Linked DNA regions of Homo sapiens: region 2 is linked to region 1. Evidence: read pairs that join two places in POLR2A ChIA-PET (ENCODE). Cell type or tissue: PC-9. All regions are shown on one strand.

Evidence for each region. Peaks named below come from ENCODE experiments on the same cell type or tissue, not always from the same donor. Only the 100,000 strongest peaks of a DNase experiment are listed, where the experiment ranks them.
Region 2: POLR2A ChIA-PET joins it to region 1 with 7 read pairs; 6 of 35 experiments call an interaction of 5 or more read pairs at or near these places.

The regions. Positions count from the first base shown.
Region 1 is chr7:129,375,122-129,379,121 of GRCh38, forward strand. All of the region lies in intron 1 of AHCYL2 (adenosylhomocysteinase like 2), which reads left to right. LOC107986847 (a long non-coding RNA gene) reads right to left here and starts at 2,557. Exons shown (of 3, transcript XR_007060518.1): 1 at 2,409-2,557. RefSeq lists enhancers at 133-693, 694-1,253. In PC-9, a CTCF peak has its summit at 1,594 (motif pointing left); a DNase peak (open chromatin) is centred at 2,410; H3K27ac peaks cover 745 bases.
Region 2 is chr7:129,452,059-129,456,058 of GRCh38, forward strand. It overlaps STRIP2 (striatin interacting protein 2), which reads left to right. Exons shown (of 21, transcript NM_020704.3): 5 at 1,169-1,289; 6 at 2,084-2,152; 7 at 2,363-2,469; 8 at 3,186-3,313. Among named protein-coding and RNA genes, the nearest start is that of STRIP2, 20 kb to the left of the region's middle. In PC-9, no CTCF peak of the experiment used is centred here; DNase peaks (open chromatin) are centred at 1,003 and 2,273; H3K4me3 peaks cover 470 bases; H3K27ac peaks cover 3,643 bases.

The DNA of each region.
Region 1 (4,000 bases):
GGTCACTCTGTGCCAAATCAGCAACAATCTTGAGCTGGGACTAGAAACCAAATGTCAAAACCTGTATAAAAGATGCACAATTCAGAGGAAAGCAGTGAACTGAGAAAATTGATTTCCTTGGTGACAGAGCTGAAATCAGTGTCCCCAGTCTGGCTAATCCAAGGACACAGAGTGTAGGGTAGGGCCTGCCTGAGTACTTGGCACCATTAATTTTTTTTTCTTACTCCTTTAATGAAGTCTCTCATTGTTTAAGTGGCTCTGTGGTTAATTTTTTTCTAATGAGACTAGGTTAACTAAAATCATCTGACATGGAAAAGGAGGAGGTAAGGTTGAAAAGGAACCTAATTAGCAAGTTAATTATAGCGAGCAAAAAAGTGCAGTGGTTATATAAATAAGCTATTGTTATGCGCATGCAAGTTGGGCCTTGTCAAGGGACTTGCAAGGTTTAGAGGTCAGAGGATCCATGTAATTAGGTGTTTAGGAAAAAAACAAGTAAAAGCAAAACAGCCACTAGAATTAGGAATGGCTGTTGAGCCACTAACAGAAATGCCTTATTAAATTGGGGCTGTACTGCTGAAGGGGTTGTTGGAGCTGCTTCAGGGATTCCAAGGAAGAGTAGTCCCCCACTCCCCAGCCCAAAAAGCTGGCTGGAACCAGAGCCAACAGAATTGCTGATGAGGAAAGTTTAAAGGCCTGATCACAAGGGTCCCTGGACCACAGAGGTGGCAGTGGGGCTGGTAATGTCACTATGCTGGGCAGCAAGAAGAAATACATTGTTAATGGCAACTCTGGGATTAAGGCCCAGGTGAGGCTAAGCTCTTATTTACCAGTCTTGCCGCTGCTATAGCCATTATTGTAAAAGGCCGACTGCTTATACTCTTTTTCCCCTCCTTTCCTGCTTTCATCCCTCCCTCTGGCATAAGGTGAGCTACCCCTCTTTTAACAGTCTCTTTCCCTCCCTTGCCTTAATGCCTGTTGGAATTAGGCAGTTCTCTCTCAAATGGAAAAGGAGGATTACCTTAAAAGACCCTGGTTCCAGACAAGGTAGGAAAGTTAGGGGTAGAATCTACTAAGGTACCACAATTGGGGTGGGCAGATTACAAAACCAATCCATTACAAAATGGACTGTATATTGGTGTTTAATTATTAAGAGGAGGTAAACACCAGGGAGCCACTTAACTCATGTTCTGGTCGTCAGAGAAAGATACTCGTTTCTTGCGGAAAATTGCATAACTTATATTTAAGTGGTTAATCTCACTCTAATATTTTTCTGTCTTAAAGAAACTTGAATTCGGTGTCTAACCAGTAAGCAAGGTTTTAGAACCCTATGTTCTAAGTGGAGAAAGCCTTGTACAACCTAGTCTTCTTTAGTATTAAAAGATAGCATGAACTTGTCCCAGGAAGGAGGGATTGCTGTAAATAGAAAACACTATAGAGAAGACAGCTCAGCTCAGATAAACTGGTTTGAGATGATAATGCAGCTAGATAGCTATATGGTTTATTCACCTTGAGCCTACAATCTAGAGTATAAGAGTGACTGGCCCCCTCTAGTGGTGTGTGTACATGGTGTGTGTGCATATGCACCCACATGTACATGTACGCAGGTGTGTGGTTGTGTTGGGGTTGTGTTGAGCATCTGAAACACGGTTTATCTATTCTTCTTTAAAGGGGACACTGGAAAAGTTCCATTATTATTCCTTTTCCTGGATGGGCTTCTAAAAAAGAATAAAGACATGTGACTGTTTTGAACAAGGTTGGTGAAACGGAAGCCAGAGTTTGCATCCTGACTGCTGTCCACCTCCCCAGCTTTCCACCTTCCCTCTTCTTCCCAGCTCTTTTTGCCCTTAAAAATCATTTTAACTTTAGACTTGGTTTATGTTTGCCATATTTAGTGAGTATTCAAACAAGTATAGACAGTGAAGATAGAATAGGCTACTTCAGATATATTGATTCAGCACTTGATTGAGTGCCTAGGATTTGTGCCTGCAGATATAAGGGTGAATAAGAATCACAGCTTCTCCCTTTATGAGCCTATAGTTTATAGAGAATACCGGTAAGTAGACAGATAGTTACATTCATTGTGGTAAGTGCTGTGCTAGGAGAAATGCAATACATGAAAGTTCATGTACGTCCTATGGGAGTACATAGAAAGGGCACTTTATCTTTTTGGAATAAATTGCTAGTTGAGCAAAATAATCATCTTTGTCATTTTTTTTAGTTCATGAAGAACTTCTTATCCGATGAGTTTTCCTATTGCTGAAAACAATTTGCAAGCCCTAAAGCACTCTGTAGGCTTTATTTGTTGTTATAGCTATGAAAATGCTATGAATCCCCCTAAAAGGCAATGTGAAGCTATTTCAATTTGGCATTGGTCCCTTGTCGCAATACTCAAGTGACTCATTAGTTACCTCTAACTGCAGGAAGTGGAGCCGTCAGTTCCTGCTTTCATTCTGGTGTACTGTATGTTCTGCCCATCAAGGAACCATCTTTTTATCATTAAAGGTAGAGTCACTTGTCAGACCTTTGATCATTTTCATTAGACCTTCCTCTATGCCACCTTGGATCCAGAATAGGCAATTATACAAACAGAGAAAACAAAAAAGTTATTAGTTCAATAAATTGTATGAGCTTTTTTTCCCCAAACAAGTATAGCTTACAAGTGACCTTTGATTTGTAGAGTATTATAAAGTATCAGCTGGAACCTCCAACAATAGGAGAAAGATAAAATTGTAAGAAAATCATTATCAAATAATCATCCAAAATGCAATGTCCAGAGTATGATATGAGGCTTATACATATTCATTCAATTAATCTGCTCCTTCTACATCTATTATAGTTAATGATCAATCTTACTGCTTTTAGGTATTTTATAATATCAAATATTTAAAAATAAATTAATATTTACTTACTAGCCAGGCGTGGTGGCTCACGCCTGTAATCCCAGCACTTTGGGAGGCCAAGGCAGGTGGATCACAAGGTCAAGAGATTGAGACCGTCCTGGCCAACATGGTGAAACCCCGTCTCTACTAAAAATACAAAAATTAGCTGGGCATGGTGGCACACACCTGTACTCCCAGCTACTTGGGAGGCTGAGGCAGGAGAATTGCTTGAACCCAGGAGGTGGAGGTTGCAGTGAGCCGAGATCAAGCCACTGCACTCCAGCCTGGCTACAGAGTGAGACTCCATCTAAAAAAAAAAAAATAAATTTACTTACTAGTACTGGAAAGCTAACTAATATATTTTAAAAAGCTTTAACAAATTAGAGTGGCTACCTGCAAGAGTTACGAGAGCATTGAACCGTAGGGGTTGGGTAGGGAGTAGATTTATTGAATTTCCTGCTATGTTTCAATTTACACACATTGTCTCATTGAACCCTCTCTAAAACCTGTGAGGTAAGTACTTTTATCTCTGTTGTATTTATGGAAAAATGAGACTCACTAAAGCATCTTGAGCAACATTACACAGCTAATGAGTGGCATAGCCAGAATTTAAATGCAATTTCAGAATGTTCATTCTTAATGAAAAGGCTTTTTAAAAATTATTAAATCATTACCATTTCCTGAGATTCTTGAAACCTGAATGCAAGTGATTTTGCCTTCCTGTACCTTGCAATTTTCTCATCTAGATATGTGGAGCTTACAAATATGATAATCTCAAATATTCTTTCTTGTACCTTGCAATTTTCTCATCTAGATATATGGAGCTTACAAATATGATAATCTGAAATATTCTTTCCAGTTTTACTTTTCAGTGAAACTGTATAAAATATTTCTGAATATGACTCAATTTTCTAAAAATTTAACCAGAATATCCCATTCTCTATTTGTGGGGAGTGGGGTGTCACAATTTTATTGTAAAAAGCATATAGTCAAAGAGTAGCCAGGCACACTGGCTCATGCCTATAATCCCAGCACTTTGGGAGGCCAAGGTGGGTGAATCACTTGAGGTCAGGAGTTCGAGACCAGCCTGGCCAACATGGTGAAATGCTGTCTCTACTAAA
Region 2 (4,000 bases), 77 kb after region 1:
TGTACCACCAGCTGATCATGGAGACAAGACATCAACTGTGGCCTGGCCCCAAAACTGAGGAGAAATAGGAGAGTGTCACAGATACACATGGACCCCTTGCATTGTTTCTCATTGGCATTTTGAAAGTTCAAGCCAACATAACTGCGGGAGTGGATGCTGTGAGTAATTTGGAGATGATCAGAACTAAATAGAGTAATTGGGGAAAGCTGCTCAGAAGAAACCTGTTAGCCAGGTGTTGGAAAGGGAAATGAGATAGCCTAGCTGGAGTGAAAATAAGCCTACGATCATAAATATAAGGCGTGTTAACAGAACCAACCAGTTGGGAGCTAAAAAAAAAATTGTAAAATAAAAAAATAATAAATGAAGAGGGGAAAGGGTGGACATTAGGTGAAGAGAAGACTAGCAAATAGGACTGTGCCCTCCTGTATCTCTTGGGTCTGGTGCTCTGGCCAACTTCCAACTGCCAGTACCTTCATATGTTTGCCCAAGGACTTTATTTATCTAAGTTTTTTAAAAGAAAGTCTCACTGTGTTTCCCTGGCTGGTCTTGAACTCATAGGCTCGAGCTATCCTCCTGCTCCAGCCTCCTAAGTAGCTAGGATTATAGGCATGTGCCACCATGCTCAGCTTCTGCTCAAGGGCCTTCTCTGCAGCCCATACAGGGCATCCAGGAAGTGTAGGGAATCAGTGTGCTCCTTTAGTTTAGCACCCTCATCCAATGACTAACAGGAGTTAGTGGATGGATAGCCTGACTGTCTCACCCCTCTTGGATAGAATAACTGTGAGTTGTGTGTTTTATACTGTTTCCAAATTATCCCCTGAGTGAACTCTTTGGGCTTCCTTTTCTTCCCTATCTCTACTGATGATTCCTGGGAATGATTCCCAAATAAGCTACTTGCACTGGAATCCTTACTTACCTCAGGATCTGCTTCTGGGAGAACTCACCCTTAAGACGATAGGCCATTGATGAGCACATTGGACCTAACCCTGGAGACTACCTCTCCTCTCCCCTGACTCATTCCAGGAAGTTCTTGGGGCCCCTGTCATACCTATGTCAGCCTAATTATTAGGCAGAGTATTATAGGAAAATCTTAAGATCATGGGGCAGGGTGGAAAGAACTGGGATACTGCCACCCCTCAACCCCTGTAACAACTGTCTGGTCCTTTAGGTACTTTTGGGGAATGTGATTCAGAGGTCGATGTGCTACACTGGTCCAGGTACAACTGCTTCCTGCTGTATCAGATGGGGACCTTCTCCACCTTCCTGGAGCTACTCCACATGGAAATTGAGTGAGAAGCCTTAGGGGAAGGGCTGGCCTACATAACCCCCATTCCTTAAAGGGGCCTCATGTTCTATGCTGCTTCCCTCACTATAGAGACCCCCTGTGAGGAACTGGGTCTACTCACACCTCAGCCCAAAGCTCATTGACAGTTCCCCTCCATCCAGCCATGTTCTCTGATATTCTGTTCTCCCTCCCTGAGGTTGGATACATCTGCAGCTTCTGCCTCACTTACAGCTTTAATCCTGGGCTTCAGGGGCCTATCCTGAGTGGGTTCTCTTTTTATTCAAGGACTTTCTTAGCTCAGCCTAACTCTGGAATTCAAGAGGGAAACTATTTTGAATGCATGACCCAAGAAAGACAGGAAATCAATTCCTGTCATTGTGCCCAATTCTTTCCCTCATGGGCTATAGTTCTAGAGGTGGCCTTATTTGCTGCTACCACTACAGTGACCCCTTGTTTTGTCTCATGCCCATCACCCAGGAGTTTGAGATAGGGTGCAATCTGCTTATTATTCATCAGGTGTTTCTTAGCATCTGTTTTATGTCCAGCACAGTTCTAAGCATAGTGGGGAATGCAAGAGGAGTGGATACCACAGATCCTGCCCTTGCCTTGTCTTCACCATAGATGAGAGTTTGCTGAGGTGGCAGGGGAATTCTGTCAGCTCCTTTACTCTAGACCAGTTTCATTAGTGGCTGCCTAGCCAGGGAATGGCAAGCACTCATATTTGTGTGAGTGATAAGTAAGAGCACAGAGAGAAAAGAAGTCTTATGCATTCCTGTTCTTTTTCTCCTCCCCTGGCAGCAACAGCCAGGCCTGTAGCAGTGCCCTTCGGAAACCAGCTGTCTCCATAGCTGATAGCACAGAGCTCAGGTGAGTGGGGCTAACTATGGGCTTGGAACAGGGCAGATGATTAGCACCTGGGTTACCTTTTCCCCAAATCCCAGATGACTCAGACCATTAGGAAGTTGCCCTGTAGCTAATCTCACTGGGTTGGGCTTCCCACAGAGACCATCTCTGAGGTCTGTGACTATGGGCTGGGAATTGCCTTGGGAACCTCTTGTGACTCTTCTGTAACCCCAGGGTGCTGCTGAGTGTTATGTACCTAATGGTGGAAAATATTCGCCTGGAGCGAGAGACAGACCCCTGTGGGTGGAGAACAGCCCGGGAGACCTTCCGCACTGAATTAAGTAAGAAATGGCACTTGAGGAAGGTGTGGATGGGGTGCTAATGGGAGAGGGGAAGCAGAGCATCTGCCTAGGAGAGGCAGACAGTCGTTTTTTCTTTTGTTTTCTTTTTTAAAATTAATGTCCTTTCTTTTAGGACACAGATACTGCATGGCAGGCACAAGGGCTGGGCTTGATTGCCGCCCTGTATCTATGAGCTAAGACCAGCCATGTAACTTCTCTATGCCTTGGTTTCCTTGGTTATAAGTGGGGATAGCCATTCCTCTCCCACTCTATCACGAGTCCCACATGAAAAAATGAGTTGAATCACCTTGAAAACTGAGTTCTGTTCAAATGTAAGTTGGTGTTGTCATCTGACAGGGATAGGATATGAAGGACTATGGGATTTTAAAAATATATTTATTGATGTGGAAAAGTGAATGACATTGAGTCCTTTAGCCAGAAAGCAATGTCTTCATTATTGTTACTTCTAGTTTGGCATCCAACCCCAAAGCGTCACCCTAAGCTCTGGGGCCTATGCCATTTTAATTCCATGGCGTCCCTTCCTGCCCTTGAGGGGCTTCCTTCTGGGGGCTAAGCCTCCTTCTCAGGACCAAGTACTCTGGTATTCTTCAGGGGAGGTGAGTGCCTTCCTGTGTGTGTCCAGAATCAGGGTTACATGAAAAAGGTTTTAGCTGCCTCATCCTCACTTTCTCACTCCCCTCTCTCCTCACCCCTAGGCTTCTCCATGCATAATGAGGAGCCTTTTGCCCTTTTACTCTTCTCCATGGTTACCAAGTTCTGCAGTGGCCTGGCTCCTCACTTCCCCATAAAGAAGGTCCTGCTCCTGCTCTGGAAGGTGGTCATGGTGAGTAATTCTCCCCACTCCCACATTATCAGATCAGCAATGCCCTATGCCACCTCAGTTTCTTCTAGTCTCATTCCAGGAGGCTGGATCCAGGGAGCAGAACAGGCAGCCCTTAGCCAACTGCTAATATGGAGGGGCAACAAGGCTGTCCTAGAGACATCAGATGTTCTATGTTAGAATGGGTTTCATGTTTCTATTGGATGGATGGGAGATGCCACTCCATAAATTGGGGATGTCAGTGGTACCTTCTCTTATTAAAGCCAATGTTTGATGGAGAGAACACTGGTTGAAAGTTGGTAGATCTGGGCTTTGCTGATACTGAGAAACTTTGGGCAACTCTCTGTGCCTCAATTTCTCTAGCTGTAAAAGGTTGGGGTGAGTGCCTGCCCTCCCTCCAGATAAACAGAGGTTTTGTATTTTTTTTTTAATAAAAATAATTTTTTCTTACAGACAGGCCTCCCTGTGTTGCCTGGGCTGGTCTTGAACTCCTGGTCTCAAGCAATCCTTTCACCTTGGCTTCCCAAAATGTTGGGATTACAGGCATGAGCCATTGTGCCTGGCCAGGATTTGCTTTTTAAAAAATAATGAAGTTCTTATAAATATGTGGTTACATTTCTGTTACTAGTTATTCAACCTGATCCTTCATTTTTGGCTCCCATCTCACAAGGCAGGCCTAATAGGGGGAAC